Regions from separate parts of the Homo sapiens genome. Here region 1 is linked to region 2. Evidence: read pairs that join two places in POLR2A ChIA-PET (ENCODE). Cell type or tissue: Panc1. All regions are shown on one strand. Each heading gives the region's core, and the rest is flanking DNA. Links, peaks and the distances in the headings are about the cores only.

Region 1 (15,200 bases), core at 2,302-10,301, 120 kb before region 2:
AACTTGTATGTCCTGCTTCGAACCTGCCTCTGAAGCCCACCTTCCTTCCTGTCCTCACCCTCCCACCCTCACCCCACCCCTTGTGCCCCATGCTTCATAGCTCTGGAGAGGCAGCCCATATTTGAATTTTGTCTTTCCCACTTTTTTCAATAAATCCAGCAAATGTTTGTTGGGCTACCCCAGGCCTGACTGTTTTCACTGTTAAAGCTTCAAATGAGATATTGGTATGAGGTTTGGGGAAGTAATTTAACTTCTCCAATTCTCTGTTTTCTCATCTATAAAATTGTGTGTGTGTGGGGTAGTGGGCGGCTTATATCCACCTCAAGGGTTGTGAGGGTTAAAAAGATGGGGCTCCAGTTATTTGGGCTTGGTGGCAGGCACCTGTAATCCCAGCTATTTGGGAGGCTGAGGCAGGAGAATTGCTTGAACCTGCGAATCAGAGGTTGCAGTAAGCCAAGATAGTGCCACTGCACTCCAGCCTGGCGACAGAGCAAGACTCCATCTCAAAAAAATAAAATAAAATTGGCCGGGTGCGGTGGTTCACACCTGTAATCCCAGCACTTTGGGAGGCTGAGGCGGGTGGATCACGAGATCAGGAGTTCGAGACCAGCCTGTCCAACGTGGTGAAACCCCATGTCTACTAAAAATACAAAAATTAGCTGGGCGTGGTGGTGCGCGCCTGTAATCCCAGCTACTCAGGAGGCTAAGGCAGGAGAATCACTTGAATCCGGGAGGCGGAGGTTGCAGTGAGCCAAGATCCTGCCACTGCACTCCAGCCTGGGTGACAGAGCGAGACTCCATCTCAAAAAATAAAAATAAAAAATAAATAAATAAATAAAATAAAAATAAAGTAAAGCTGTTTTTGACATGGCAGATAGATAACTGAAAAACTCCCTGCATAAGAGACAAAAATCATCCTTTAACATTTGTAGCCAAAATCAGCAAAGATCAATATGTATGATTTTGCTCTGTGTTGGTGAAGATATCCTTAAATTATACTTACCCAAGTGGAAACGGGGTAAGAATAGTAATATGTGCTACAGTGCTATTTGTTATAGCAAAATGTTAGCAATGCTCTAGATGTCTGTCACTAGAGGCCTAGCTCGAGGATGTTGTCAGTACTCAAAAGCGCCTAATGCAAAGTGGCTGTTGAAAGTAGCAAGGTGTCTCCTCCAGTCTGTCCCGGTGGACGCTCAGAATAATGGTTCAAGAACACAAATCTGTTCACATGTATCCCTGCTTAAAATAGTTTATGGCTCCACTGACATGCAGCAAAAATCCAAAAATCTGCCACATGGCCCTCCATCATCTGTTCCCTGCTGACTGACCTTGGTCCCCTTACCCTGCCTCTATCCTTCCTTCTTGCCAGCCCTCACCCTGTGCTCCAGCCGCACCCACACTGAACCTGCCCTGCCAACTCACTGCCAGGCCTTTGCACGTGCTGTCCCCTGTGTCTGGAGTCCCAGCCCTCAACAACGTTTACCCTGCTAACTCCCTTATCCTGCAAGACTGAGCCTTGCTGACTCCCAAGTCTGAGTGAGGGGCTTCCTCCAGGCTCCCACATTTCCCTGGGCAGCTCCTATACAGCAAGGGATGTGCTGCAAGGCAGCTGCTTCCTTGTTTGCACATAGTCTTTGAGCTCCTCAGGGCAGGGACCTGTCAAAAGACAAAATGACAATAAATTTAGTTTAAAGACCTAATTGGCTTTTATTTGAAATTTTAGAATTGGGCAACACCTCATTCTTATAAAACAGAATGATTATTTGACGAGCTGAACAGAGGAGATTGGCTTTACAGGCAAAAAGGGCTGAAGTAAGCAGACAGAACAAAAAGCAGACTGATTTCAAAGTTACTTTCCTTGTAAAAGTTAAAGCAGAGGGGACTTCCTATCATGCTGGCTAAAAGTGGCCTGTTTGGGGATTTGGCTATTATCTCTTTGTGTCCTGATTTCTTGGAAGATCAGATAAACAATTTAGTTTTGGCTTTGTAGCATGGAACTTCAGCATGAGTGAATCCTTTTTGGTTTGATCTGTTGGAGCTTATCCAGGAGCTCAATCCAGACCAATAACCTCCTATAAATCTTATTTAACAGACCACATCTTGTTATTTGTTGTAGTCTCTGCATCCAGCATCACTCTGGGTACATGCTTGGTACATCGGAGGCATTTCATAAGTTTGAAGAGCAAAGGGGAGGAGAGAGAAGGATGAGGAAGGGTTCCCTGTAGAAACTCTGAGCCAACCTGGGCCTGGGTGATGGGTTTCATGAAGGCAGGCAGAGACTGGCAAGGGTGTTCAAGGCAAGGAGAGTGGCTGGGGCAAAGGTGTGGAGGTGTGAATGTTGGGAGACCACAGCACACAGCAGGCCAGAAAGGAGGGGACGGCCCGGGATTGGGAGTCAGGGCATTTTATTTCTTCCAGGGCTGTCATTGGAAGGTTTCCTTAGCTCTCTAAACCTCAGTTTCCTCATTCAGAAAGCAGGGCTAATAGTCACTGTATTATGAGAATCAGTTGAGGTAGTAGGGCACATAACAACACATTGTGAGCCCTAAATTGCTAAGCAAATGTTGGATAATTGTACTATTATTAGTTGTTTCAGGATGCCTAGTACCAGATTGATGATGGGGGGCTTCAGAAGTAAAGCTGGGGAGCTCTGACTTCCTTCCAGCTGCTGATAGGAAGGCCTGGCCTTTGATGCTCACACAAGGGGACCTGGCACAGACACAGCTGTGGCGAGAGCAAGGAGGGCCACTGGGCCTGGGGGACAGGAGGAGGGCAGCCACAGGGAGCAGATGCTGCTGCACCTTGGGGCCAGGGTCAGGACCCGGATGGGGAAGGCAGCCATGTTGGCATGGACACCAGCTCACTACAGCCAGCAGCACCCAGAGGCCATTGGTTCAGCAGGACAGCAGGTGTCCCAAGCCCTGCAAGAAAGCAACGTACAGGCATGGACTAAGGGATGACACCAAGGGAGGGCTTACACACCTCTCTGTGACTGGCCCATCACCCTTACCTCTCCTCGCTTCACATGCTGCATTCCAGGTGAGCTGTTTATCTTGCAGCTCTGTGTCTTTGCATGGGCTGGTCTCTTTGCCGCACATGTTGTTTGCCTGTCCCCATTCCTTTGCCTGTCCACCTCATATTCATCCTTCAGATGCAGCTTTTGTGGGAAGCCTTCCTAGGTGCCCAGGTCTGAGCAAGGTGCCTTTGCTTGTTCCTCGTGCATCTCCCCTCACTCTACCTAATCAGAGAACTTACCACCCCGTACTTGTTTATTTTCCTTTCTGTCTCCCCAGTAGACTGGAAGCACCCTGAGGGCTCATCAGTCTACTCCCAGAGCCTAGTATGATGTCTGGTGTATTGCTCAATAAATGTTTGTAACATGGACAGATGGATGAATCCATGCATGGATGGATAAGTGTAAGAGTAGATGGTGGATGAGTAGATACACAGATAGTGGAGGAGTGATGGATGAAAAGATGTGTGTATGTGTGGGTGGATGGATGGAGCAAATCATGCATGTGTGCATGCGTGGATTGGTAGTTGGAGAATGGATGGATGAAAGAATATAAGAAATGAGGTCAGGTGTGGTGGCTCATATCTATAATCCCAGCACTTTGGGAGGTGGAGGTGGGCAGATGACTTGAGGTCAGAAGTTCAAGACCAGCCTGGCCAACATGGTGAAAACCCATCTCTACTAAAAATACAAAAGTTTCTACTAAAAATACAAAAAAATTAGCCGGGTGTGGTGGCGCACAGTTGTAATCCCAGGTACCCGGGAGGCTGAGGCAGGAGAATTGCCTGAACCCAGGAGATGGAGGTTGCAGTGAGCCGAGATTGTGCCACTGCACTCCCGCCTGGGTGATAGAGCAAGACTCTGTCTGAAAAAAAAAAAAAAAAAGAAAAAAAGAAAGAAATGAATGGTGGATACATAGATGAATTAATGGATGGATAATGAGTGCATGGGTGATTGAGTGAGTGGATGGATAAATAGGTAGATAATGCATTTATCTTGATGGATAAATAGGTAGATAATCAGTGCATGCATGGATAGATGGTTGGAGGAATGGAGAATGAATGAATGCATGGGTGGGTGAGTGGGCAGAAGATAAACAAGATGGTGACTGTGTCTTCCAAAGTTCAAGTGCTGGAAACTTAATCCTCAATGCAATGGTTTGAGAGATGGGACCTTTAAGAGGTGATTAAAGGTCACCTCAGGAATGGATTAATGCTGTCACCTCGGGAATGAGTTCTTTTATAAAAGGATGAGTTTGGTCCCCTTTCCTCTCTCTCTTGTCCCTGTAATGGCTTCTGCCATGTGATGACACAGCAGTAAGACCCTCATCAGATGCAGTCCTTTGTTCTTAGACTTCCCAGCCTCCAGAACCTTGAGCCAAATACATTTCTGCTCATTATAAATTACCCAGTCTGTGGTATTGTGTTATTGCAGCAGAAACAGGCTAAGACCCAGTGCTTACCAGGGCAATGCCCACAGTGCCAGGCTTCATGAAGGCCAGCTCCCAGGCTAAGAGGTGGGAGAGGACTGGGGGCGTTCCACCCAAAGGGACCTCTGATCTCATTGGCCCCCCGCCGACATTCACACATCAGGAAACAGGCCCAGAGAAGATCAAGGACTTGCCTGAGGTCACACAGCAAGCTGCGGTCAGAACCAGTCAGAACTCAGTTGCCTGTTTCCAATATTCTGCATAGACAGAGGCTGGACTGATTTTTATCCCCTTCTGAGGAAAGTGATGGCAAACTGAGACACAGCAAAACTACAAACTCTTTCCAAGGCTTATTGTAATAACTAACTTTATTTCTGCCACCAAACAGACCATGGAATGTAGTGGCTAAGAGCTTGGATTGGGGAGCCTGATGGCTTGGGTTTGGATTCCAGCTCTGCCATTAATAGCTGTGTGGTGTTAGACAAGTGACTTAACCTCTCTGTGCTTCAGTTCCCTCATCTATACAATGGAAGTGATATAGTACCTCCCTCATAGGTTGTGTTACTCGGGGTGAGCTTATCACATAAAGTGCTTGGAACAGCGCCTGTTGGGTAAGGATGTATGATGTGTGCGTGTGCGTGTAAGGCAGTAAGAGTGAGCCCGTGTGTAAATGTCCATGAGCATGAGGCCTGAAGGTACACACATATTTGTGTGTGAGTATGAAGGAGTGAGCATGTGAATGGATGTGGATGTGCAAGTGCGGTTGTGAGGGTGTAACTGTGTATGCATGTTTGTGTGTGTGTGTGAGCACTGTGGGTCTATATCGGGCAAGGTGGAGTCATGGATGTGCATGTGGCACAATGTGTGAGCACAGAGTGTGGGATACATGGAGTATTTTGACCATATGTGTATGGTATGTGTGAGGATTTACATGGAATAGTATGTTGGGGGAGGGCTGACCAGGTGTGTGCATGCATGCATGTGTGTGTGCGTGTGCGTTTGTGTGTGAAGCTGGCTCTTGCGTACATCAAGGGACTCAGAAACCTCCCCAAACAGGGTTCCAGTCTGTAAAACTGTATTTTTGACTCCTGAGGCTGGTTATTCCAAAAATGAGTCCACCTCCACTCCAACTCCCAGCCTGGAAGCTAGAGCCAGAGGTCAGGAAGTCAGGTTAGTGGCCTGAGCTGGGCCGCTTGTTCACAAGGATGGAAGAGGCAGAGGGAGAGCAGGTGCTGGGAGCTTTCAGCTTCAGGATCTGGAGGCCAAGGGCTGGATTTGGGCAGAGATCTGACAGGGTGGATGGCATGGAGCTAGTTGATGGTGCAGGGCCAGCCCAGCGTGCGCTGGGACTCCCAGGTCCATACTCCTTGAGTCTGTGCAAGGTCTCGAAGGTAGTGATCCTGTCTGGGTGAGTGATGGCCATATTCCTGGCATTTCTTTGCTGGGTAGAAGCACCTCACACCAACTTGGCCAATATTTGTTGGTGAATGAATGGACAACGGATGAAATGAGAAATAAGTCTGTCTCTAGGGCCTGCAATTCGCTCCCTCCCACAGTTCAAGCTCCACCCCCGAAACCCAGGACCTCCCCTCCCACCCCAACCCTCTCTGTGGACTCCATTCTCACTCAAGTCACTGCTCAGCCCCCAGCAGCACCCTGAGGGCCTGTCCACCTTGCAGGACCAGGCCTGGCTTAGTGTGGCTCTTCCTGTCCCGTTGAGTCCCTGGGGAAGGTCAGAGGCCAGTTAGGGGCACCATGAGAAACCTGTGTGGTAGCCTCACCATGGTTAGAAAGCAAGGAACTAGGCAGAGTGGAGTTTCTTCCATTCCTTTTCAGATTCGCTGAGGTCCACGTGGGGTAGTCATCCTCCTATGAGGGCCTTAGCTGCCAGGCTCAAGAACTTTGCAGGCCCTGGGCCCTTTGACTGTCAGGAGGACTCTCTCTAATCAGAGCAAACACATTAAAACACGTGGTATCCACAGCCCAGGTTGAGTTGAAATTTTTTGCCATTAATATTTTTCAAAGGATAGGATCATCTTTTGATAAGACACATTATTTATTTTGATGTCTGAACACTTTTTTTTTTTTTGAGACAGGGTCTCACTCTGTCACCCATACTGGGTACAGTGGTGCAATCTCGGCTCACTGCAACCTCCACTTCCTAGGCTCAAGTGATCCTCCCATTTCAGCCTCCTGAGCAGCTGTGCACCACCATGCCTGACTAATTGTGTGTGTGTGTGTGTGTGTGTGTGTGTGTGTGTGTGTGTGTGTATGTACAGACAGGGTTTCACCAAGTTGCCCAGACTGTTCTCGAACTCCTGAGCTGAAGCAATCCACCCACCTCGGCCTCTCAAAGTGCTGAGATTACAGGTGTGAGCCACCATGCCCGGTCGATGTCTCAACACTTTACTGCCATTACTTTCTCTGTTTTGGTCACCCTGACTCCTCAGAACCTAGCACTGTGCCCAGCACTTAGTAGGTGCTCAGTAAACATTTGTTGAATCAGTGCACTCATGACTTGAATCTGACTTTACAGATGATAACTCGAGCTGGGTTTACCAGCTAACATCATGTAAGGGGTACTGGGACATTAAACTAAGTGGGTGTTACTTTTGATTTTGAAATTTTCTTTTTGTGGTTTGGAGAGTCTCATTTTTCCATTAGGTTTCAAACATTCTCATAGACCGTAGACTCAAGAGACTCATGGAGCATAATGGATAAAGCGGGGCTGCCCATAGACATGGACCCAGGACCACCACACCTGGCCTCCCTGGGCCAGGGGTTCCCCTTGGGGCCCTAGATAGCATCAGAGGCCTCTGGCTGCAAAGGAGCAGGGCCCATCCTTTATCCCATCCTTTATCCAGGAGCAGGCCTGGTGTTCCTCCCGTCTCCTATCCACCTGGTCGGCCTGTACCGTGCCTTGGGGAATGCCCTCTTTTAGGTGCCCGGGTATGATCCCAAGTGGATCTGTATTTCCACTTGTGGCCTTGACTTCCCCAGCAGCACCCTCAGCCTCCCCGCTTGCCCCTCTAGTCTGTTGTCCATACAGCAGCCAGAGTGGGAGGGGCCAGCTTCCCAGGTATGCATCCAGTGCAGCCACTCAAGGCGAGAGCTCAGAAGGGCTGTGTGCTTGGGCTTCAGTGCTCTGGTCACCATCTTGAAACAATCATTTTAGCATTGAATTTGTGCTTTGTGAGTGAAGTCTGATGGGAAAATGGCGCCTTCACTGGGAATTCGGAAGCTGGTTTGTGTGTGTCCCATGTCCCACTGCCTCCCCAGCACAGGCTCTTGGCTGCCCACTCCCAGGCTCCCAGTGTCCCCACCTCTGCCCCACCATGGCTGCCCCCCTTCATCTGGAGGCCTGAATGCAGGCTCAAGGAGGACTGGGGACTGCTGGATTGGCCCCTGGCATCTTAGGGTGTGACAGAGTGGTGGCTCTCCCCTCCCTGGGCTGAAACTTAGCATAGGCTTCTCCCCGACCCCCAATCCAGGTATTGAGCGTGTCCTAAAATGACTGTGGCAATCTGGAGGGGCTGCCTGTTGGCCATGTGTGGAGGCAATGTGCCATTAGAAGAGGCAATGGACTTTCTTGCCTCTGGTGGGGGCTTTGCAGTTACATTTTTCACCAAATCCACAAATTGTATAGCTAGCCTGGCCAGGCACCATGGCTTATGCCTGTAATCCTAGGACTTTGGGAGGCCGAGATAAGCAGATCACTTTGAGCTCAGGAGTTTAAGAACAGCCTGGGCAACATGATGAAACCCCGTCTCTACAAAAAAATACAAAAAGTATCTGGGCATGGTGGTGTGCACCTGGGGTCCCAGCTACTGGAGAGGCTGAGTCTGGAGAATTGCTTGAACCCAGGAGGCAGAGGTTGCAGTGAGCTGAGATCACACCACTGTACTCCAGCCTGGGTGACAGAGTAAAACCCTATCTCAACAACAACAACAACAACAACAAAATTGGCCAGGCGTGGTGGCTGACACCTGTAATCCCAGCACTTTGGGAGGCCAAGGCAGGCAGATCACCTGAGGTCGGGAGTTCAAGACCAGCCTAACTAACATGGAGAAACCCCGTCTCTACTAAAAATTCAAAAATTAGCCAGATGTCATGGCACATGCCTCTAATCCCAGCTACTCAGGAGGCTGAGGCAGGAGAATCGCGTGAACCTGGGAGGCGGAGGTTGCAGTGAGCCGAGATCATGCCATTGCACTCCAGCCTGAGCAAGAGCGAAACTCCATCTCAAATAATAATAATAATAACAATAATTAATAAATAAAATTATATAGCCAGCCCTAAGAGTGAGGCTTCTACCATACATGTTTGCCCTGCGGGATCCCTCCTGAGATACTGACTGGTGAAGTCCCTATCCCCTCCTTTGGCCCCTGAGGGCCTGCATGACCCAGGCCTGCTCTGCCCTTCACCTTGGTGCACCCATCTTTGCATCAAATATTCCTGCCAGGCCAGCCGGACCTCCTTTGTTCCCCAGAATGGGTTCTGTGTCCCCTCTCCTCTGGGCCCTGTACCTGTGGTTTGCCCTGCCTTGACAACCTTTTTCTACCTCCTTGCTTATCAGGACAGCCTGACACCCCTCCTCACCCTCCCCGCATCCAGGTTCTCACCCAGATCATAGCAATGCCTTTTAATTGTCCAGTTGGGATCTTGGGGAGGATGGAGCTTTGTCTCTCTTGTTTCCAGCTGTACTGCAGTGTGAGACACAGTACCTGGTGCTCAGTAAGTATCATTAAGTGAAGACTGATTGTCCCATCTGCTTCCTCACATCTTTGCCTGGTGATGAGCAAATGGAAGCTCAGAGAGGGCAGTGACTCACCAGCATTTCATGCTGGGATGGAGGCAGGTTTAGAGCTTGAATCTGAGTCCAGCGCCCACGCTTTCTCTCCTGCAAGGATGAAAGGCTACAGGGGTTGAGAAAACCCTCCCTTCTGCCCTGAAGGCAGAGCTGTGGCACGGCTCAGGCTTGCTTCCTCATCCCCTGAGTGTGAGGCTTTGCTGCCAACACACAGGGGCTTGTCCCACCTGGGGCAGGAGGAGGCAGAGTCTATGGCACTGCTTCTCTGAATCTGATTGATTCAGCCCCACAATCTCAGGCCCTCCAGACACCAAAATGAACAAGATCCAGCCCCAGCTTCAGGGGTGTCTCCACCTGCTGAAGGTGGTCTCTGCTGAACTTTTCTAGGTTCTGAATCCCACCTCACCCCAACCCTTCTGCATCCTAGCTCATAGGATGTACGAATGACTCCCGTGCCTGGACTAGTGGCTTTACATAGGTAATGGTGGCTCCTCAGAGCACAGAGAGGTGCAGTGGAGTCCCAGAGCCCCTGAGCCGAGAATCAAGCCCAGATCTGCCTGGCTCTGAAGCCTGGGCTGCGCCAAGCCTATCACATATCCCAGCCCTCAACTGTCCAAGAACAAGACCGCACCCAGTTGGGAGGGGTGAGGAAAGGAGGCTCTAGGGAGGCCACAGCACCTGCACTGGGCCTAAGAGGGTGTCCCAGGAGGGATGAGAAGGAGCAGAGCAGCCAAGCCAGGGTGCAGAGGCAGGGAAGAGTGGGGCGAGAGAAGGGTGGAAGGAAGGTTCAGCCCAGTCCGCAGGCCGGAGAGTTTGGATTTTGATCTGATGGTAGTAGGGAGACACAAAAGGTGTTTGCGCAGTGTGAGGTCATCTGTGCTTGGGGAGCCTATGCTGGCTGTGCACTGGGGAGTGGAAGGGAGGCAAGGAGCCCAGTCAAGAGGCCATTAGAAGGTCCAGAGGTGGCTCATAGTTTTGATAGATTTCATCCTGCTCAAGTTTGAGGCAGAGTGAAAGCTATTGGGAGGGAAATACACCAGAGGACACGGAGGGCCCATGAGTGCTGAAGAAGGCTGCAGCTGGGTTGGGCGTCGATGACATAAACCTGAGAGAGAGCAGGAGGATGTGCAGGGCCATGTGAAGTAGGGTCTGCATTTGGGGGCTCTGTACATAGTAGGTACTCAGTAACTGTTCATTGGATGAATGGATGAATAACTCCTTGTCTCTGGGTCAGCTCTGGTCTTACCCTCTCCTGTTTCTCACACCTCTTCTCTTTGCCCACCCTGTCCTGTGGCCCTGGGGAGACCTCAGCTGGCCCAGTAGAGGCAGTGCTGGCCCATGGTTCTGCCGGAGGCGCCTCCATGTTTGCGGGTGCACCGCACGCCTTCTCCCTCTCTGTCCCCCTCCCCCTCCCTGTCCTTATCTTTCCCTTCTGTCTCCATGGCGACTCACCACCTCGGCTTGCCTGCATCCCAGCCTCTGCCAGGGATTCTGAGCCGGGCTCCATCCCTCCCTCCTCGGAGCCCTGCTACCCGCAGCCGTGTCTCCTCCCCCTGGGGTGAGTCCAGCAGCAGCCTCCTCTTTCCTGACTGTCACATTTCTTTTCCAGCTCTGACCGGGAGTCAGCTCCTCGGGGATACCATCCCCCGACCTCACCTTCTACCTACCGCAGCCTGCTAGCCTTTCCGGGAGAAAAGGCATCCTTACCTCTGGTTGAAGGTCTCGGGGCCTCCCCCTCTGCATCCGGACCCTCTCCCCATCCCAGCCTCCCATGCCAAGGCCCGCCTTGTCAGTCACTTCCTTTTGTCATCGGCTTGGCAAACGGGCAAGTCTTCAGTCCTAAGATCGGGAAGGAGAGTGGGGTGGGAAGGGCCCTCCTTGGGCTGGGGGATGGGCCGGGGGTGGGGAGGATGAGGGGTCCCTGGAAATCCAGGGTGAAGATAGAAGTCTGGATTATGTTCTAAATCTTTTTTTTTTTTTTTTTTCTCCAAGGAGAGAAAACAGAGCTTCATGGGAAACAGCGGCAACAGTTGGTAAGTAGCAGGGCCTTCCAGGCTGGGATGGGTGCAGTGAGGCCAGGCAGGTCAGTTGAAATGGCCGGTCCTGGAACACAGAGCCCGGCAGCCCAGCCGGGAGGGCTGTCCGCCTGAGGCTGGATCCGCCAGGCTGTGGAGGGAGGGACAGGAAGAAGCAGGTGGGTGCTGCAGGGAGGCAGATGCCAGCTCAGAGCAGAGAGCGGAAGGAATCTTCTAAGATCCAGAGCCATCTGCCCAACTGCAGCACAGGCTGATGGCTTCTCCTCACTGTCCCTGTAGCATGGGGTTGTGGAGGGTATCATCCCTGGGGGCCTGGCTGAAGTCAGCACCTCATGGAGGGAGCCCCGCTGTAGAACGCCGGGAGAGGCTCTTCCCAAGCATTTGCACCAGGCACTGTGCAGACAGCTGCACACGCCTCCTCTCGGATGGCCACCCCAACGGCCCCATGAGGGGTATTGCTATCCTCTCCATTGGGACAGTTAGGAAATTGAGGCCCAGAGAGGGGAAGGAACTTGCTTGCATTTGCATGGCTGGGATGTGGTGGAGTCCATTCCACTCAGATTTTCTCCCTCTCAGACTCTCTCACCATTGCTCTGCTGCCCCCACTCTGAGGCCCCCAGGTCCTAGGACACATGTCAGTGAGGAACGGGCAGAGCTTGGCCTCTCTGGGAGCAGCTCCGCCTGTCCATGGAGGCACTGATGGAAATTGGGTTGGCACAAAGGGACCTCCACTCCCAAGCCATCAGTCTTCCACCACAACCCTGGCCGGTACCCCCTGCCCCCAATAGACATCCTGCTTTTCAATGGCCTGTTTTGCCCCACAGGTCCCATACACCTTTCCCCAAGTTGGAGCTAGGCCTGGGGCCCCAGCCCATGGCGCCCCGGGAGCTCCCTACCTGCTCCATCTGCCTGGAGAGGTTGCGCGACCCCATCTCGCTGGACTGTGGCCACGACTTCTGCATACGGTGCTTCAGCACACACCGTCTCCCGGGCTGTGAGCCGCCCTGCTGTCCTGAGTGCCGGAAGATATGCAAGCAGAAGAGGGGCCTCCGGAGCCTGGGCGAGAAGATGAAGCTCCTGCCGCAGCGGCCGCTGCCCCCTGCACTGCAGGTCTGGGGACTGGGCCTAATCAGTCAGACCCAAGAGGAGGGGGTGGCTTTGGCCCTATTCTAGAACATCAGGACACAGAGCTCCAGGCTGAACACATTCCAGGGTCAGGAGCTGGTCCTGGATGCTCAGGGGCCCCTCTCTTCTCCTGGCCCAGGAGACGTGTCCTGTGAGGGCGGAGCCGCTGCTGCTGGTTCGCATCAATGCCTCTGGGGGCCTCATCCTTAGGATGGGGGCCATCAACCGCTGCCTGAAGCACCCTCTGGCCAGGGACACCCCAGTCTGCCTCCTCGCTGTCCTGGGGGAGCAGCACTCAGGGAAGTCCTTCCTCCTCAACCATTTGCTTCAGGGCTTGCCGGGCCTGGTGAGGGCGGGGCGGGGCAGGAGGGAGGCGGGGAGCAAGGATGGGGGTTCCTGCCTGGGGGAAGCTGGGTCTGGTATTCCGGTCTGTGGGGACAAGGAACCGACCAACTGATGCTCTCCCTTCTCTCCCCTGCAGGAGTCTGGTGAGGGCGGCCGGCCAAGAGGAGGAGAGGCATCCCTGCAGGGCTGCAGGTGGGGCGCCAATGGCCTCGCCAGGGGCATATGGATGTGGAGCCACCCCTTCTTGCTGGGGAAAGAAGGGAAGAAGGTGAGGGGGGAAGTGGCAGAAGGAGGTCAGGGATGGGAAGGGGAATCAAGAAGGGCGTCTCTGGGGTGAGGATAGAAGATGGGGATGGGACGGGGCAGGGTTGGGAAGAATGTGGGAGAACAAGGCAGGCCTGGCCCCTTGGGTCTTTCCCTACCCCCTGCATAGGTGGCGGTGTTCCTGGTGGACACAGGGGATGCCATGAGCCCTGAGCTGAGCAGGGAAACAAGGATCAAGCTCTGTGCTCTCACCACGATGCTGAGCTCCTACCAGGTGATGGGGGGCGCTGATGTTGGCATCCCCACCCCACACACCCTTCTCCAGCTCAGCTTCCTCAAGGCCAGAGCATCTCACAGGCTTTGGTGTCTGGGGTCCTGATAGGTTCTGGGGCTGCCTTAGAAGGGGGAAGGTGCTCCTAGTTGGTGAAGGTGGGAACGTGGGTTATTCCTAAAAGTGGGCTGATGGTCCCAGGGGCAGCTGAAGACCTGATGGATCACATTACCCTCCAGGCTTGTCTCCGGCCTTGAGGCCAGCCCAGCCCTGCAGCCTTCGAGGCCCCCATACTGGCCTCTCCCATACTCTGAGGCCCACAGGCTGCCTGCGAGCTCCCTACTCACCAGGGCCTTCCCCAGTGAAGTCACCCGGCCTCTGTAATCTCTCATACATGTTGTTCTCTCTGATTCCAGATCCTCAGCACCTCCCAGGAGCTGAAGGATACAGACCTGGACTATCTGGAGGTAAAGAGACCTCTGATGTTGGGGCATCCCCCACCCCCACCCTCCCCACTAGGGCTGGACCCAAAGGAACTAGGTGCCCTCCTGGTCTGGCCTAGGGTTTTATGACACTTGAACAGGGTTGAAGGGGGAGGGTGGAGAGTAAAGCAAGAGATGTGTGGTCTGGGGAGAGGCAGGAGAACCCCAGGCTGCAAAAGGGGGAGCCTAGCTCCTACAGCAGGCGTAGGGAGGTGGGGAGACAGGCTTGGGGTGCACCATAGTCCTCAAAGTGGCCCAGCCCTGACGCTTTCTGTGTCCCACCCCCAGATGTTTGTCCACGTGGCCGAGGTGATGGGCAAGCATTATGGGATGGTGCCAATCCAGGTGAGACACCTATCTCTGGATTCATTGGCCCCAGGCCCCGCCACCCCCATTTGCTGGTGTCAGGACCCCTTCTCTTTCAGCATCTGGACCTCTTAGTTCGTGACTCATCCCACCCCAACAAGGCAGGGCAGGGGCATGTAGGCAACATCTTCCAGGTGAGTGGTGCAAGGGGATGGGGTGGAGGGGCCATGGACAGGGCAGAGGTGGGGAAGACATGGGAGGCTGGACCTCCTAGCTCAGAGCACTCCTCTCGCTGCCTCACAGAGATTGTCTGGCAGATACCCCAAGGTGCAGGAGCTGCTGCAAGGGAAGCGAGCCCGTTGCTGCCTCTTGCCTGCCCCAGGGAGGCGGCGGATGAACCAAGGCCATGCAAGCCCTGGTGGTGAGTGTCTCTGAGAGCTGAACCTCTCTTGCGCTGCTCCCAGCTCCCCTCCGGCAACCGAGCCCCTTGAAGCACCCACCTCTCCTGGCCTCTGACACCCCTTCTCCTCCCAAAGCCCGCAGTCTCTCAGCATGCACATCTCTCCCTCAGACACAGATGATGACTTCCGCCACCTTCTGGGGGCCTACGTCTCAGATGTGCTGAGTGCGGCCCCCCAGCACGCTAAGAGCCGCTGCCAGGGGTACTGGAACGAGGGGCGCGCCGTGGCCAGGGGGGACAGACGCCTACTCACGGGGCAGCAGCTAGCTCAGGAAATCAAGGTGTGAAAACTCCCTGGAGACCCAGGCGACTCGGCTGGGCCCCTGCTCTCCCTGACCCCAGCGATGGTATCTCCGCAGAACCTCTCAGGATGGATGGGGAGGACAGGGCCCGGTTTCACCTCTCCGGATGAGGTATGAGCGCTGGGGGATCCAGCATTCTGGCAGGGAGACAGGGGAGGCAGGGAGGTGGGGGCTGTGCCGAGGCCTCCGGGGTGGGGGTCTGTGTGCCCTGGGAGTGGAGATGAGGAAACAAGCAGCGCCCCTGGCTGAGAAGGAAGGAAGGAGGCAGCCTGGGTTTTCCCGTGGACAGATGGCTGCTCAGCTGCACGACCTGAGGAAGGTGGAAGCTGCCAAGAGGGAGTTCGAGGAGTATGTGAG
Region 2 (15,200 bases), core at 4,171-12,170:
CAATCATGGCTTGTTGCTGCCTTGACCTCCCGAGCTCAAGCAATCCTCCTACCTCAGCCTCCTGAGTAGCTGGGACTAGAGGCTCATGACACCATGCCTGGCTAATTCTTAAATTTTTTTGTAGAGATGAGGTCTTACTATGTTGCCCAGGCTGGTCTCCAACTCCAGGGCTCAGCCTCCCATCCCATGATGCTGCCTGTTTCTTGAGTCCAGGGGTCATGTTTGATGGGGAACAGAATGACTTCAGCTAAGTCATCTCTGTCAAGACCTGGAGTATTTTATTTTAACCTCCAAAATCCAACACTAGTCCCATTCTGACCTGCACTCAAGAGCAGTGCTGAGTCAACTGAGCTCCTGGCCAGTCTGGGGGCTTGAGCTCCATCCTGGTTGAGCACGACCAAGCCCTTAGAGTTATCAGACACCCTTGGCTATCTCTGGTCTGCACATCCTGAGCCCAGATTGCAGCAGCAATTGGCCTAGGCATTAACCTTGGGCACTGCCTGGAGATTGTTGGGCTGAGTCATAAAAGATGTTGTGGGGGAAATAAAGAGAAATCAGACTGTTATTGTATCTATTAGAAAAAGGAAGACATAAGAAACTCTATTTTGATCTGTACTAAGAAAAATTCTTCTGCTTTGAGATGCTGTTAATCTGTAGACCTAGCCCCAGCCCTGTGCTGGCAGATAACATGTGCTGTATTGACTCAAGGTTTAAGGGATTTAGGGCTGTGCAGGATGTGCTTTGGTAAAAATGTGTTTGCAGGCAGTATGCTTGGTAAAAGTCATCACCATTCTCCAGTCTCGAGTACACAGTGCACTGCGGAAGGCCGCAGGGACCTCTGCCCAAGAAACCCTGGGTGTTGTCCAGGTTTCCCCCCACTGAGACAGCCTGAGATATGGCCTCGTGGGAAGGGAAAGACCTGACCGTCCCCCAGCCCGACACCCGTAAAGGGTCTGTGCTGAGGAGGATTAGTGAAAGAGGAAGGCCTCTATGCGGTTGAGATAAGAGGAAGGCCTCTATGCGGTTGAGATAAGAGGAAGGCATCTGTCTACTGCTCGTCCCTGGGAATGGAACGTCTTGGTGTAAAACCTGATCGTACATTCTATTTACTGAGATAGGAGAAAACTGCCTTACGGCTGGAGGTGAGACATGCTGGCGGCAATACTGTTCTTTACTGCACTGAGATGTGTAAAGTCAAACATAAATCTGGCGTATGTGCACATCCAGGCACAGCACCTTTCCTTAAACTTATTTTTGACACAGAGTCCTTTGCTCACATGTTTTCCTGCTGACCCTCTCCCCACAATTACCCTATAGTCTTGCCACATCCCCCTCGCCGAGATGGTAGAGATAGTGATCAATAAATACTGAGGGAATTCAAAAACCAGTACTGGTGCAGGTCCTCACTTGCTGAGCGCTGGTCCCCTGGGCCCACTTTTCTTCCTCTATATTTTGTCTCTGTGTCTTATTTCTTTTCCCACTCTCTTGTCTCCACCTTGCGAGAAGTACCCAGGGGTGTGGAGGGGCAGGCCCCCTTAAAATGTGGCCACATGTTTTGAACAAAAAGTCATAAAAAAGATGTGGCCACATGTTTTGCCCATTTGGGCTTAAAATCTCAGGGTCTTACATCTGCATATGACTAGGTGTGAGCTGGGTGGGGCGGAGGGGCGTCCTCTGTCGGGGTGTACATGGGGGCACCTTGTAGGGCAGTGCTTCAAGCCCAGAGATGTATCAAGAGATTTCTTTGACATCTTGGACAAGGATATGGACTTCTGCTGAGCATACATGTCAGACGCTCACTCTTGGTTGCCTGCTTTACACCCATTCTGCTCCTATTCTGTGCTCACAGAACCACAATGATTTTTCTTTTCAAAGAACCAGCTTTTGGTTTTGTTGGTTTTTCTCTATTGATTTCCTATTTCCAATTCTATTGGCTTCTGCTCTAATTTCTTTTTTTCTTTTCTTTTGTTTGCTTTGGATTTAATTTGCTCTTCTTTTTCTTGTTTCCTATGGTAGAAGCTTAGATGATTGATTTTAGATCTTTCTCTTTTCTCATAGATGCAGTCAATGCTAGAAATATCCCCCTAAGCACTATTTTTTAATTCTGCATCCCACAAATTCTGATAGTTTGTATTTTCATTTTCATAAGATTTAAATTCATGACCAACATGTTTTAAAACTTTTCTTGGGATTTCTTCTTTGGCCCATGTGTTACTCAAAAGCGTGTTGTTGGCCGGCGCAGTGGCTCACACCTGTAATCCCAGCACTTTGGGAGGCTGAGGCGGGTGGATTTCCTGAGGTCAGGAGTTCAAGACCAGTCTGACCAACACGGTGAAACCCCGTTTCTACTAAATACAAAAACTTAGCTGAGTATGGTGACGCATTCCTGTAATCCCAGCTACTTGAGAGGCTGAGGCAGGAGAATCGCTTGAAACCGGAAGGCGAAGGTTGCAGTGAGCCGAGATTGCGCCATTGCACTCCACCCTGGGCAACAAGAGTGAAACTGTCTCAAAAAAGAAATGTGTTGTTTAATCTCCAGATATTTTGGGCTTTTTCCAGCTAGCTTTCTGTTATTGATTTCTAGTTTAATTTTATTGTGTCCTGACAACATACTTTGTGTGGTTTCTTTTTCTTTTTCTTTTCTTTCTTTTATTTATTTTTTTTGAGACATAGTTTCGCTGGAGTACAATGGCGCGACCTTGGCTTGCTGCAACCTCTGCCTCCCTGGTTCAAGCGATTCTCCTGCCTCAGCCTCCTGAGTAGCTGGGATTATAGGCATGCACCACCACACCCGGCTAAATTTTGTATTTTTAGTAGAGACAGGGTTTCTCCGTGTTGGTCAGGCTGGTCTCGAACTCCCAATCTCAGGTGATCCATCCACTTGGGCCTCCCAAAGTGCTGGGATTACAGGCATGAGCCATCGTGCCCGGCCCAAAATGTTCTTCTGAAGCCCTGTGCACTTTACCTCACTTCCTTTAACTTTTTTTTTTTTCTTTGAGACAGAGTTTCGCTCTTGTTGCCCAGGCTGGAGTGCAATGGCTTGACCTTGGCTCACCGCAACCTCCGCCTCCCAGGTTCAAGTGATTCTCCTGCTTCAGCCTCCCGAGTAGCTGGGACTACAGACATGAGCAACTATGCCCAGCTAATTTTGTATTTTTAGTAGAGACAGTGTTTCTCCATGTTGGTCAGGCTGGTCTCGAACTCCCAACCTCAGGTGATCCACCCGCCTGGGCCTCCCAAAGTGCTGGGATTATAGGTGTGAGCCACCATGCCTGGTCTGTGTGGTTTCTATTCTTTTGAATTTGTTAAGGTGTGTTTTATGGCCCAGAAAATGGCCTATCTCATGGATGTTCCATGCTACCTTGAGAAGAATGTATATTCTGCCGTTGCTGGATGAAGCAGCCTACAAATACTTATATATCTGCTTGACTGGTGGTGCTACTGAGTTACTGAGTTTCTGCTCGCTAGATCTGTTCATTTTTGATAGAGGGGTGTTGAAATCTTCAACCAATAATAGTGGATTCATGTATTTCTCCTTGTAGTTCTATCAGTTTTTGCTTCACACATTAAGGATTGCTATGGGGCCAGGTGAAGCACTTTGGGAGGCCGAGGTGGGCAGATTGCATGAGTCCAGGAGTTTGAGACCAGCCTTGGCAACATGGCAAAACCCTGTCTCTGCAAAAAAATACAAAAATTAGCCAAGCATGGTGGCATGTGCCTATAGTCCCAGCTACTCGGGAGGCTAAGGTGAGAGGACCACTTGAGGAGGTTGCAGTGAGCCGAGATCACACTACTGCACTCCAGCCTGGGTGACACAAAGAGAGCAAGACCCTGTCTCAAAAAAAAAAAAAAAATTGCTATGCATTAACCCCTTTACCATTGTGTAATACCCTTATAAAGATATCCCTTTCTTTGCTCTGAAATCTGTTCTGTCTAAAGTCAGTATAGCTAACCCTTGCTTTCTGTTGATAAGCGTTAGCATAATATATCTTTCTGCATCCCTTTGCCTTTAATCTAGATGTCTTTATATTTAAAATAGCTTTATTTTATTATTATTATTATTATTATTTTAATAGAGATGGGATCTTGCTACGTTGCCCAGGCTGGTTTTGAACTCCGAGGCTTAAGCAATCCTCCCACCTCAGCTCCCAAATTGCTGGGATTACAGGCGTGGGCCACCTTGCCTAGCCTGTGTTTCTTTTTCTTTTTTAAAAACTTTTTCTTAGTGGTTCCCCAAAAGTTTGCAATATACATTTACAATTAATTCAAGTCCACTTCCAAATAACAATGTGTCACTTCACAGGTAATACAAGTGCTTTATAATAACAAAATAATCCTAATTCCTCCCTCTCATTCCTTTCTATGGTTGCTGTCATTCATTTCACTTATGCATACTTAAGCATATCTAAGTTTCAAGGGATTGATCCTGATTTGCCTAAACCAATCACCACTGCCCCTTGTCTAACCCACCACCACAAGCCTCTTTTGGAGATATTACGGGGAAGGGTGTTGGGTTTCCCACTACAGGTAAGCTGGGGTTCGGTTCGACCATTTTAATTTTGATTTTAGATGATAGGGTGACCTTAGCAGGTTGGGCAACTTGGGGACATCCAATCCGGGTTGTTAGAATTTCTCGTACATGTGTATTGGAATTATCTTGATTTTGCCACTTTTCATTGTTTATGTGTTCCCCGAGAGGCAACCACGTGTTTAGGAATGTTTGCCACATGGTTATCAAGTTTCAAAGAGGAGGAATCATATAAGATTTAAATTCATGACCAGGCTCAGTGGTTCATGCCTGTAATCCCGGCACTTTGAGAGGCCAAGACGGGAGGATTGCTTCAGCGCAGGAGTTAAGACCACCCTGGGCAACATGGCAAAACTCCATCTCTACCAACAACAACAAATTAGCTGGGCGTGGTGGCATGAGCCTGTAGTCCCAGCCACTTGGGAGGCTAAAGCGGGAGGATCACTTGAGCCAGGGAGGTAAAGGTTGCAGTGAGCCATGATAGTACCACTGCACTCCAGCGTGGGCGACAGAGCAAGATGCTGTCTCGAGAAACAAAACAAAACAAAAACCACCACCACCAACAAGAAACAGACTGGCCACCGTGGCTCACGCCTGTAATCCTAGCACTTTGGAAGGCAGAGGTGGGCAGGTCATTTGAGGTCAGGAGTTTGAGACCAGTCTGGCCAACATGGTGAAACCCTGTCTCTATTAAAAATACAAAAATTACCCAAGCGTGGTGGCGTGTGCCTGTAGTCCCAGCTACTTGGGAGACTGAGGCATGAGAATCTCTTGAATCCAGGAGGCAGAGGTTGCAGTGAGCCAAGATCTTGCCACTGCACTCCGAGCCTGGACAACAGAGACTCTGTTTCAAAACAAAAATAAACAAAAAAAACCCCCCAAAACCTGACGCTTTGAACCGCTATGGTGATGGCTAAGTGCAGGCATCACATCCCACAGTTAGGAAAAAATTACAAACCAAACACTGGGCTCTGAGATAAATCAGACCAAACCAAAAAAACCAGGGTTACTCTGTCAAGTCCTAGTATCCCAAATCAGTGAAACTTGAGTTGTTCCTGGAAGTTGTTGACTCCCTGACCTGAAATTCTTCTCTCTGATTTTTGTAATGCTAATATCTGAAGATGTGTTATGACCTTTATGGATATGATTTTCATGTGAAATTTTCGCTGTTTTTTCTTTTTTTCATATCATTAACAGACAGTAACTTTGGTAATCTTGTCTTTTTTTTTCTTCAAAAACCTGTAGTGTCTTCTGATTTGGAAATCCATTCCCTGAAGTCTGACCATGCAATTGTTCTGCAGATAACATTCTTCCCTTGTTTAAAATGCATCTGCTTCTGGCTTTTTCTCCCACTGGGAAGGGTCCACCCAGAAAGCCTGGAGGCACTGATCTACTGGAGCTTCCGGGGCGGTTTGTCCAGGTGCACAGATGAACCTAGATCATTTTCTTTCTTTTTTTTTTGAGACGGGGTCTCGCTCTGTTCACTCTGTCGTCCAGGCTGGAGTGCAGTGGCGCGATCTCGGCTTACTGCAAGCTCCACCTCCCAGGTTCACACCATTCTCCTGCCTCGGCCTCCCCAGTAGCTGGGACTACAGGCGCCCGCCACCACGCCTGGCTAATTTTTTTGTATTTTTAGTAGAGACGGGGTTTTGCCATGTTGGTCAGGCTGGTCTTGAACTCCTTACCTCAGGTGATCTGCCTGCCTCAGCCTCCCAAAGTGCTGGGATTACAGGTGTGAGCCACCGCGCCCTGCCGAACCTAGATAATTTCTAAAGCTCCTATAACTTGGAGATGATGACGTTAATAGTGATGGCTTATATTTGCATTCCTCAATAGGGTTCACAGGCAGGCATGGCTGCTCATGTCGGTAATCCCAACACTCTGGCAAACGGAGGCTGGAGGATCACTTGAGCTCAGGAGTTTGAGGCTCGCCTGGGCAACACAGGTAGACCCTATCTCTATAAAAAATAAAAAAATTAGCCAGGCATGGTGGTGAGTGCCTGTAATCCTTACTAAGGAGGCTGAAGTGGGAGGATCACTTGAGCCTAGGAGGTTGAGGCTGCAGTGAGCCAAAATCATGCCACTGCACTCCAGCCTGGGTGACAGAGTGAAACCCTGTCTCAAAAAAAAGGAGTCATAGTGTACTTTTACACTCATTTTATCCTTTGATCCTCCCAATAAGGATGCATTTCCTTTTTTTTTTTTTTTTTTTTTTGAGACAGAGTCTCGCTCTGTCGCCCAGGCTGGAGTGCAGTGGCTCGATCTCGGCTCACTGCAAGCTCAACCTCCTGGGTTCACGCCATTTTCCTGCCTCAGCCTCCCGAGTAGCTGGGACTACAGGCGCCTGCCACTGCGCCCGGGTAATTTTTTTGTTGCTGTTGTATTTTTAGTAGAGACGGGGTTTCACCGTGTTAGCCAGGATGGTCTCGATCTCCTGACCTCATGATCCGCCCGCCTCGGCCTCCCAAACCAAAGTGCTGGGATTACAGGCGTGAGCCACTGCGCCCGGCCAAGGATGAATTTCATGATGCAATAAAGCTTAAAGCTTAACTCTCACGAATCTGTTTTTTTTTTTTTTTTTTTTTTTTTTTTTTTTTTTTTTTTGTGAGACAGTTTCTTGTTGCCCAGGCTGGAGTGCAGTGGCGTGATCTCGGCTCACTGCAACCTCCACCTCCTGGGTTCAAGCGATTCTCCTGCCTCAACCTCCTGAGCAGCTGGGATTACAGGCTTGCGCCACCATGCCCAGCTAATTTTTGTATTTTTAGTAGAGAAGGGGTTTCACCAGACCTCAGATGATCCGCCCGCCTCGGCCCCGCAGAGTGCTGGGATTACAGGCGTGAGCCACCGCGCCGCCTCCTGTGTTTTTTTAACTGTTTGCTGGCTTTGTTTCTGTTTTACTTTCTAGATTCTGTCTGATTCTTGGCCAGGTCTGTTTCTGGCTTGTGTTCTGATTTGTATACAGCGACTTATGGCCCCTTCAGTGAGGTTTTCATGATCTGACCATTAGGCGAACTCTGCCAGACAGCAGACTGAGCAGGAATTCTGATTATTGGTAGTAGATTTTTGTTGTTCTTGTTTTGGTTTGTGTGTTTATCTTGGAGATCCCAATGTCTCCTGGCTCCTCAGTTTTGTCTTTATTGTTTATATACAGTGTGAGTGCAATTTATTCAATTAGAAAAGGGCCTTTTCTTTCCCTGGAATGGAGAGCAGCCTTTGATTCCTGTAGCTCAACCAATTGGTCAGTTTTGAGTTCTGCGTTTTCCTTTATGATTTGTGGGCAAAGTTAACAAAACTGAAAAAGTTGGCTCTCTTTCTGTGTATCTAAATTTATTTATTTATTTTTTGAGACAGGGCCTCACTCTGTCATCTAGGCTGGAGTGCAGTGGCACAATCACAGCTCACTGCAGCCTCCACCCCCCTCCATGCTCAAGTGATCCTCCCACTTCAGCCTCCCAAGTAGCTGGGACTACAGGCGCATGCCACCACACCTAGCTAATTTTTGTATTTTTTTTTTTTTTGTAGAGACGGGGTTTCAACATGTTGCCCATGCTGGTGTTGAACTCCTGAGCTCAAACAATTCTCCTGCCTCAGCCTTCTAAAGTGTTGGGATTACAGGCGTAAGCCTCTGCACTACCCTGTGTGTCTAAATTTTAAAAAGCCTTCCCCTTTCTTGCCAAAAACAGGTATTTACCCTTTACAATCACCTGTTTATACTCTCTCTGCCTCCCTCTCTCTCTCCCTCTCTGTCTTCATTTAATATCTGTGATTCTCTTGGCTTTGCCCTTTTCCAATATTGGCTTTATCCCAGGGCCAGCAGCATTATGGTTGTAGCACTTCCAGGCATAACATTCAGATACCACTGGGTGTGGTGGCTCACGCCTGTAATTCCAGCACTTTGGGAGGCCAAGGCAGGTGGATTGCTTGAGCTCAGGAGTTCGAGACCAGCCTGGGCAACATGGTGAAACCCCGTGTCTACAAAAAAATACAAAAATTAGCCAGGTGTGGTGACGGGCTCCTGTGGTCCCAGCTATTTGGGAGACTGAGGTGGGAGGACCTCTTGAGCCCAGGAAGCAGAGGTTGCAGTGAGCCAAGATCACACACTACACTCCAGCCTGGGCAACAGAGTGAGACTCTGTCTCGAAAAAAAAAAATTCGGATGCCACAATATCTGAAGGAGAAAATAGGGGCCTTTTTCTTCTCTGACTGTTAGAAATAGGAAAGTTTTTCCAGAAACGCCATTAGATTTTCACTCAGGCTTCATGGCTAGAATTGGATCATGAGCTTGGGCAACATAGTGAGACTCTGTCTCTAATATACATATAAATACATTAAATAGAATTGGGTCATGCATGTCCATTCCTACATAGGGCCCTGAGAAGGAAAATGAGATTCTTGTGGCTGGCTAAATGACCCATCTGGGGTGAAAGGAATGTTGGGGAACTAGCCACAATGACCACCATCAATTCTACAATAAAAAGAGAATCGAGGGCCGGGCACGGTGGCTCACACCTGTAATCCCAGCACTTTGGGAGGCTGAGGCGGGCAGATCATGAGGTCAGGAGTTCGAGACCAGCCTGGCCAACATAGTGAAACCTCATCTCTACTAAAAATACAAAAATTAGCCAGGCGTGGTGGCACATGCCTGTAGTCCCAGCTACTCGGGAGACTGAGGCAGGAGAATCGCTTGAACCCAGGAGGTGGAGGTTGGAATGAGCCGAGTTCTCACCATTCCAGCTTGGGCAAAAGAGTGAGACATAATCTCAAAAAAAAAAAAAAAAAAAAAAAAAAAGAGAATCGGGGCCGGGCACGGTGGCTCACACCTGTAATCCCAGCACTTTGGGAGGCCGAGGCGGGTGGATCACTTGAGGTCAGGAGTTCGACACCAGCCTGGTCAATACAGTGAAACCCTGTCTCTACTAAAAATACAAAAATTAGCCAGGTGTGGTGGCACATGCCTGTAGTCCCAGCTACTCGGGAGACTGAGGCAGGAGAATCGCTTGAACCCAGGAGGTGGAGGTTGGAATGAGCTGAGTTCTCACCATTCCAGCTTGGGCAAAAGAGTGAGACTTAATCTCAAAAAAAAAAAAAAAAAAAAGAGAATCAGGGCCGGGCACGGTGGCTCACACCTGTAATCCCAGCACTTTGGGAGGCCGAGGCGGGTGGATCACTTGAGGTCAGGAGTTCGACACCAGCCTGGCCAAAATGGTGAAACCCCATCTCCACTAAAAATACAAAAAAAGTTAGCCAGGCATGGTGGCGCACATCTGTAATCCAAGCTACTCTGGAGGCTGAAGCAGGAGAATCGCTTGAATCTGGGAGGTGGAGGTTGCAGTGAGCTGAGATCGTGCCATTGCACTCTGCACTCCAGCCTGGGCGACAGAGTGAGACTCCATCTCAAAAAAAAAAAAAAAAAAAAGAGAGAGAGAGAGAGAATTGGAGTGGATTGGAGTTTTCACCTGTAATGTATAACGCTAGAAGCATGGGAATGTGTAAAATATCATGACCGCAAACATTCAGAAAGCACACGCCACAATATCCTGAGAAAGTACCCACTAGAAAATGAAAAGCTAATCAGAATTTAAAATTACAGGGAAGATACAGACGTGGTCAGAACATGGTGAGTATGAGATGCTGAATAAGGCCTCCCAAAGATGTCCCCATCCATCTACTGAAACCTGTGAATACATAACCTTGCATGGCAAAAGGACTTGGAGATGTGATTACTACAAGGATCTTAAGATGCAAAGGTTATCCTGGGTTATCGGGTGGGCCTAATGGAATCTCTTTTTCTGAGAGGAAGACAAGAGAGTAAAAGCTGGAAAAAGGAGACGTGATGAAAGAACAGAGGCTGCAGTGATGTGCTTTGGAGATGGAGGAAGAGGGAGGCGGCATCTAGAAGCAGGAACAGGCAAGGGAATGGATTCTTCCTGAGCCCTAGCAAGAACGCAGCTCTGCTGACACCTTGATTTCAGCCTCACGGAACCCATTTCAGGCTTCTGACCTCTGTTAAATAGTAACTTTGTGTTATCATAAGCTATTAAATTTGTGGTAATTTGTTACAGCAGCAATCAATAAACACTTATCATGAATGACCAAAATTAATTCAAGAAGAGGTTAAACAAAACCCTGAATAGACCAGCAACTTCTAAATAAACAGAAAACCTTTTATTTTTTTTCTTATTTTTAAATAAAATACCCCTTCTATAAAGGCATCAGATGGTCCTCTAGGTGAGTGGCCTTCAAACCTTCAAGAAACAGATCATTCTTATGGTATTTGAATAATTACAGAGCCTAAAGATTCACGGAAGCCAGGCGCAGCAGCTCACGCCTGTAATCCCAGCACTTTGGGAGGCCAAGGCAGGAGGACTGCTTGAGCCTAGGATTTCAAGACCAGCCTGGGCAACATAGTGAGACCCCTGTCTGTATAAAAATAAATAAATATAAAAATCCTGAATATAATATTAGCAATAAATCTACCACTATATACCTGTTATAGTATACTATTATGAATAAGGGAAGTTTATTCCAGGAATCAGTGACAGCTAAACATTAGGAAATCTACAATGAACTTACACTAACAACCGAAAAGAGAAGAAAAATTTGATTATTTCAATTAATACTAAATATATATATATATATATAGAGCACAGTGGCTCATGCCTGTAATCCCAGCACTCTTGGAGGCCAAGGCAGGAGGATCACTTTGAGCTCAGGAGTTTGAGACCAGCCTAGGCAATATAGTGAGACCTCTTTGTCTCTATAAAAAATATGAAAATAGGCTGGGCATGGTGCCTCATGCCTGTAATCCCAGCACTTTGGGAGGCCAAGGCAGGTGGATTACCTGAGGTTGAGACCAGCCTGACCAACAAGGAGAAACCCCAACTCTACTAAAAAAAAAAAAATTCAAAATTAGTCGGGTGTGGTGGCACATGCCTGTAATCCCAGCTACTCGGGAGGCTGAGGCAGGTGAGTTGCTTGAACCCAGGAGGCAGAGGTTGCGGTGAGCCAAGATCGCACAATTGCACTCCAGCCTGGACAACAAGAGTGAAACTCTGTCTCAAAAAAAAAAAAAAAAAAAAAAAGGAACAAGAAAACAAAATTAGCCGGGTGTGGTGGCACATGCCTGTAGTCCCAGCTCTTCAGGAGGCTAAGGTGGGAGAATTGCTTGAGCCAGGGAGGTCGAAGCTGCTTTGAGCCGAGATCAAACCATTGCATTCCAGTCCAGGCGACAGAGAGAGACCCTGTCCCCCCGAAAAGAAAAAAAAAAAACCCTGATAAAATTCAATTTTAATACATGCTTTTAATAATATATTTCAGCAAGTTAAGAACCGTATATGAACATACTTATGACTATTTATCAAGCATCAATAACAAATTCATCATATCCCTAGTCCAGTGAGTCTCCCATTCCCTAGATGAGTACTGATTAGACTAGGGATATGATTGAAATAGAAGACAGAATTTTAACGAGGTGCATTCTTTCTGAATAAATCTGCAGATATAATGCAATGTCAATCAAAATCCTAACACTTTCCAAGTAACAGGGTTCTTTGTTCTTTTAATTGTTTTGTTTTTTGTTTTTTATTGAGATAGGGTCTCACTCTGCTGCCCAGGCTGGAGTGCTGTAGTGCAATCATAGCTCACTGCAGCCTCAAACTGCGGGGCTCAGTCGATCCTGTCACCTCAGCCTCCCAAAGTGCTGGGGCTACAGGTGTGGGCTACTCACCTGTACAATGTGCTCAGCCAACCACACGTTGTTTTAAAAGCTATTTACCAGCCAATAGAGCTACTTCTTTCCTCCTTACTTTTCTTTTTCAGAGTTTTTGTTATATCTTTTCCTGTTTACACTATCAATTGCTTTTAGAATCATTCTATTAAATTTTAAAATAATGGAATACACAGTAGTGGACTAAAACCTAATATATTAATTGAAAATTAATTTTCCTGTGCTACTTTTTGGAAGGAAGTCACTGTGTACAATCCACCTTTAAGGAGTGAGGAGTTATGCTCTGTATCACGAGGACCTTTTGTTTTTTGTTGCTATTGTGAAAGATTTCTTTTAGTATTTTCATATATGTTATTACCAATATAAAGGACTGATATGACTTGTTGAAGAACTTCTATGTAGCAACTTTATTAAACCCCTTTATCAATTCTATTAGCTTTTGTTCATATTTTATTTCTTTGGGTTGTGTGGATTTTTTTTAAGAGATGGGGTCTCACTGTGTTGCCCAGGCTGGTCTCAAAACTCCTGGGTTCCAGTGATCCTCCCACCTCGGCCTTCCAAAGTGTTGGGATTATAGGCATGAGCCACTGTGCCTGGCCCGGTCTGTCAATTTCTACTGTGAGTAATCCCTTTGCCTTTTCTTTCCTAACATTATACATTACATTTCCATTTCCTGTCTTATTACATCAGTCAGGACTTCCAGAAAATTATCAAAAAACAGCAGTGATCAGAGATCTAGTGAATATCCTCGGGTATTTGTCTGTTGACACTCTCAGTTCTTTTGGGAAACTGCGCTACTCCATATGTACAGTCCTTGTGGGACGAGACCAGTCACAGGGCACCTAACCCTAACCCTGTAGGTTCAAAGCTGGGTGCATGGTCCAGGGCCAGCCAAACATCAGACCCTATTTTCCCACCCAGGGCGATTGTTCCAGAGGTGGGCAAGAAACCTAAGCAGGGCCAACCAGATTTTCTCCCAGTTTTTTGTTTGTTAGTTTGGAACCAGAAGAGAGGAGGGGAGGGCCTTACTTTCTGGTTTAACAGACGGGAAAGATAGGAACGAGGGTATCAGAGGCCACCACTGTCACTTGCACAGGAAGAGAAAGGCTGCCGGCAGAGGAGGAAGAGAAACTACGGAAAGAATCCCAAGGGGCGAGGAGAAGGGAGGAGAGGGACAGAGATGGGAAGAGGGACAACAAGAATGATCTGGTTTTGTTTTTTTTTTTTTTTTGAGTGGAGTCTCCCTCTGCCACCAGGCTGGAGTGCAGTGGCGAGATCTCGGCTCACTGCAACCTCTGCCTCCCGGGTTCAAGCAATTCTCCTGCCTCAGCCTCCCTAGTAGCTGGGATTATGGCGCGCGCCACCATGCACAGCTAATTTTCGGTACAGACGGTGTTTCACCATGTTGGCCAGGATGGTCTCGATCTCTTGACCTTGTGATCCGCCCGCCTAGGCCTCCCAAAGTGCTGGGATTACAGGCGTGAGCCACCGCGCCTGGCCTAATGACCTTGTTTTCAAATCCCTGAATCCAAACTTCCTGATTATGTGAGCCAAAAAATTTGTTTTCCATTTTCTCTACTTACATTGGATCATTACAACGGAAGGAATTTTGACTATTAGAGAAATCAATCTTGTCCTGGTAACTGACACTTATTAGGTAACGGCTGGTGCCAGGCTGAGGGCAGGTGGCACTGACTCCGGTCCTCCGCCCAGGCAACCCCAGTCTTCACAGCTGGCGACGAGTGTTCTTTCACGTTTGCAGATGAGGAAGCTGAGGCTCTGGGAGGAAAGCGCGCTGCTCCTGCCCTTCTGGGCCGCAGCCTCTCGTACTCCCACAGCAGGCTTGATGGATAAACTTCCAACACGACCAGCTGGCACAAACTGTGCTACTTGGCAAATGGGAGCATGTTGCTCTATCCTGGTAGATTCTAAGTTCTCTAATGGAACAACTGATGAGAGGAGAGGAGTATGCAACACCCTAACCAGCATCAAAGGGTGTACCCAACTCAATCTGCACAGCAAATGCGCCCAACCCCACACACCCCGCGGGGTGCTAACCGAGTCACGGCTCGAGGCCTCTGGGTCCTTCCACGCCAGGTCATTCAGAACCTGAAACCCCCAGCGGAGGTGGAGAGCCGGGGTGAGTCCTGGCGTCCGAGACGTGGAGGACCCAGCCCCCGGAGCGCGTTCCGTTAGTTTACAGAGCTTTTTCAAACTTTGCCTTCCAAGTGCAGGAGTTCCTTGGTCTTTGCAAGACCCGCAGGCGTCCGCAGTGGTGCAGAGAGAGGTGCAAGGGGCGCGCCCAAGGTCGCAGGCTGCCTGGCTGCGCGCTCAGTCGGGCCCCCGGGCGCCAGGCGCGGGGCGGGCTCTGGGCGGGCGGCCGGGGCGGGGACTGCAGAGCAGGCTGCACTGCGCGGTACCCACTGCCGGCCTGCGCGGTACTCACTGCCGGCCTCCGCGGTACCCACTGCCGGCCTCCGCGCTACCCGGCCGCAGCGCGCGAGTCACATGGAAGCTCCTGAGGAGCCCGCGCCAGTGCGCGGAGGCCCGGAGGCCACCCTTGAGGTCCGTGGGTCGCGCTGCTTGCGGCTGTCCGCCTTCCGAGAAGAGCTGCGGGCGCTCTTGGTCCTGGCTGGCCCCGCGGTGAGTAAGGTGGCCTCAGTGGCAGGCCGGTACCGGCGGGCTGGGGACCTGGTGATTTCTGCCTCCGCGGGTGACTTTGGCGGGCTTTGGGGACCGAGCGAGCTGTCCGCCGGCGGGCTCCGGGGAGCATCGTGCCAGGAGCCGGGCGGGCACCCCAGCTCCTCTGCCTGCGTCCCGGCCGCTTTCCGCTCCGCACCACCCGACTGGGGGCCCCGCGGGGCACTGCGGGAACGGCTGGTACGCGCCCGGGCGCATGTTGGCTCGGAGAGGCCGGCGGCTCCAGCCTCCTGCGCCAGGAGACAC

The links. ChIA-PET counts read pairs that join two places held together with the same protein. Peaks named below come from ENCODE experiments on the same cell type or tissue, not always from the same donor. Only the 100,000 strongest peaks of a DNase experiment are listed, where the experiment ranks them.
Region 1: POLR2A ChIA-PET joins it to region 2 with 27 read pairs; 3 of 35 experiments call an interaction of 5 or more read pairs at or near these places.

The regions. Positions count from the first base shown.
Region 1 is chr17:19,400,386-19,415,585 of GRCh38, forward strand. LOC124903947 (a long non-coding RNA gene) reads right to left here and starts at 6,544. Exons shown (of 2, transcript XR_007065657.1): 1 at 6,224-6,544; 2 at 4,793-5,907. It overlaps RNF112 (ring finger protein 112), which reads left to right and starts at 10,847. Exons shown (of 14, transcript NM_007148.5): 1 at 10,847-11,077; 2 at 11,245-11,285; 3 at 12,113-12,398; 4 at 12,553-12,759; 5 at 12,895-13,026; 6 at 13,192-13,296; 7 at 13,710-13,760; 8 at 14,064-14,120; 9 at 14,201-14,275; 10 at 14,385-14,502; 11 at 14,653-14,822; 12 at 14,901-14,954; 13 at 15,133-15,200. The coding sequence starts at 11,024. In Panc1, for the core only: no CTCF peak of the experiment used is centred there; no DNase peak of the experiment used is centred there.
Region 2 is chr17:19,519,178-19,534,377 of GRCh38, forward strand. SLC47A1 (solute carrier family 47 member 1) reads left to right here and starts at 14,677. Exons shown (of 17, transcript NM_018242.3): 1 at 14,677-14,897. The coding sequence starts at 14,763. RefSeq lists an enhancer at 1-368. In Panc1, for the core only: no CTCF peak of the experiment used is centred there; no DNase peak of the experiment used is centred there; H3K4me3 peaks cover 1,173 bases; H3K27ac peaks cover 537 bases.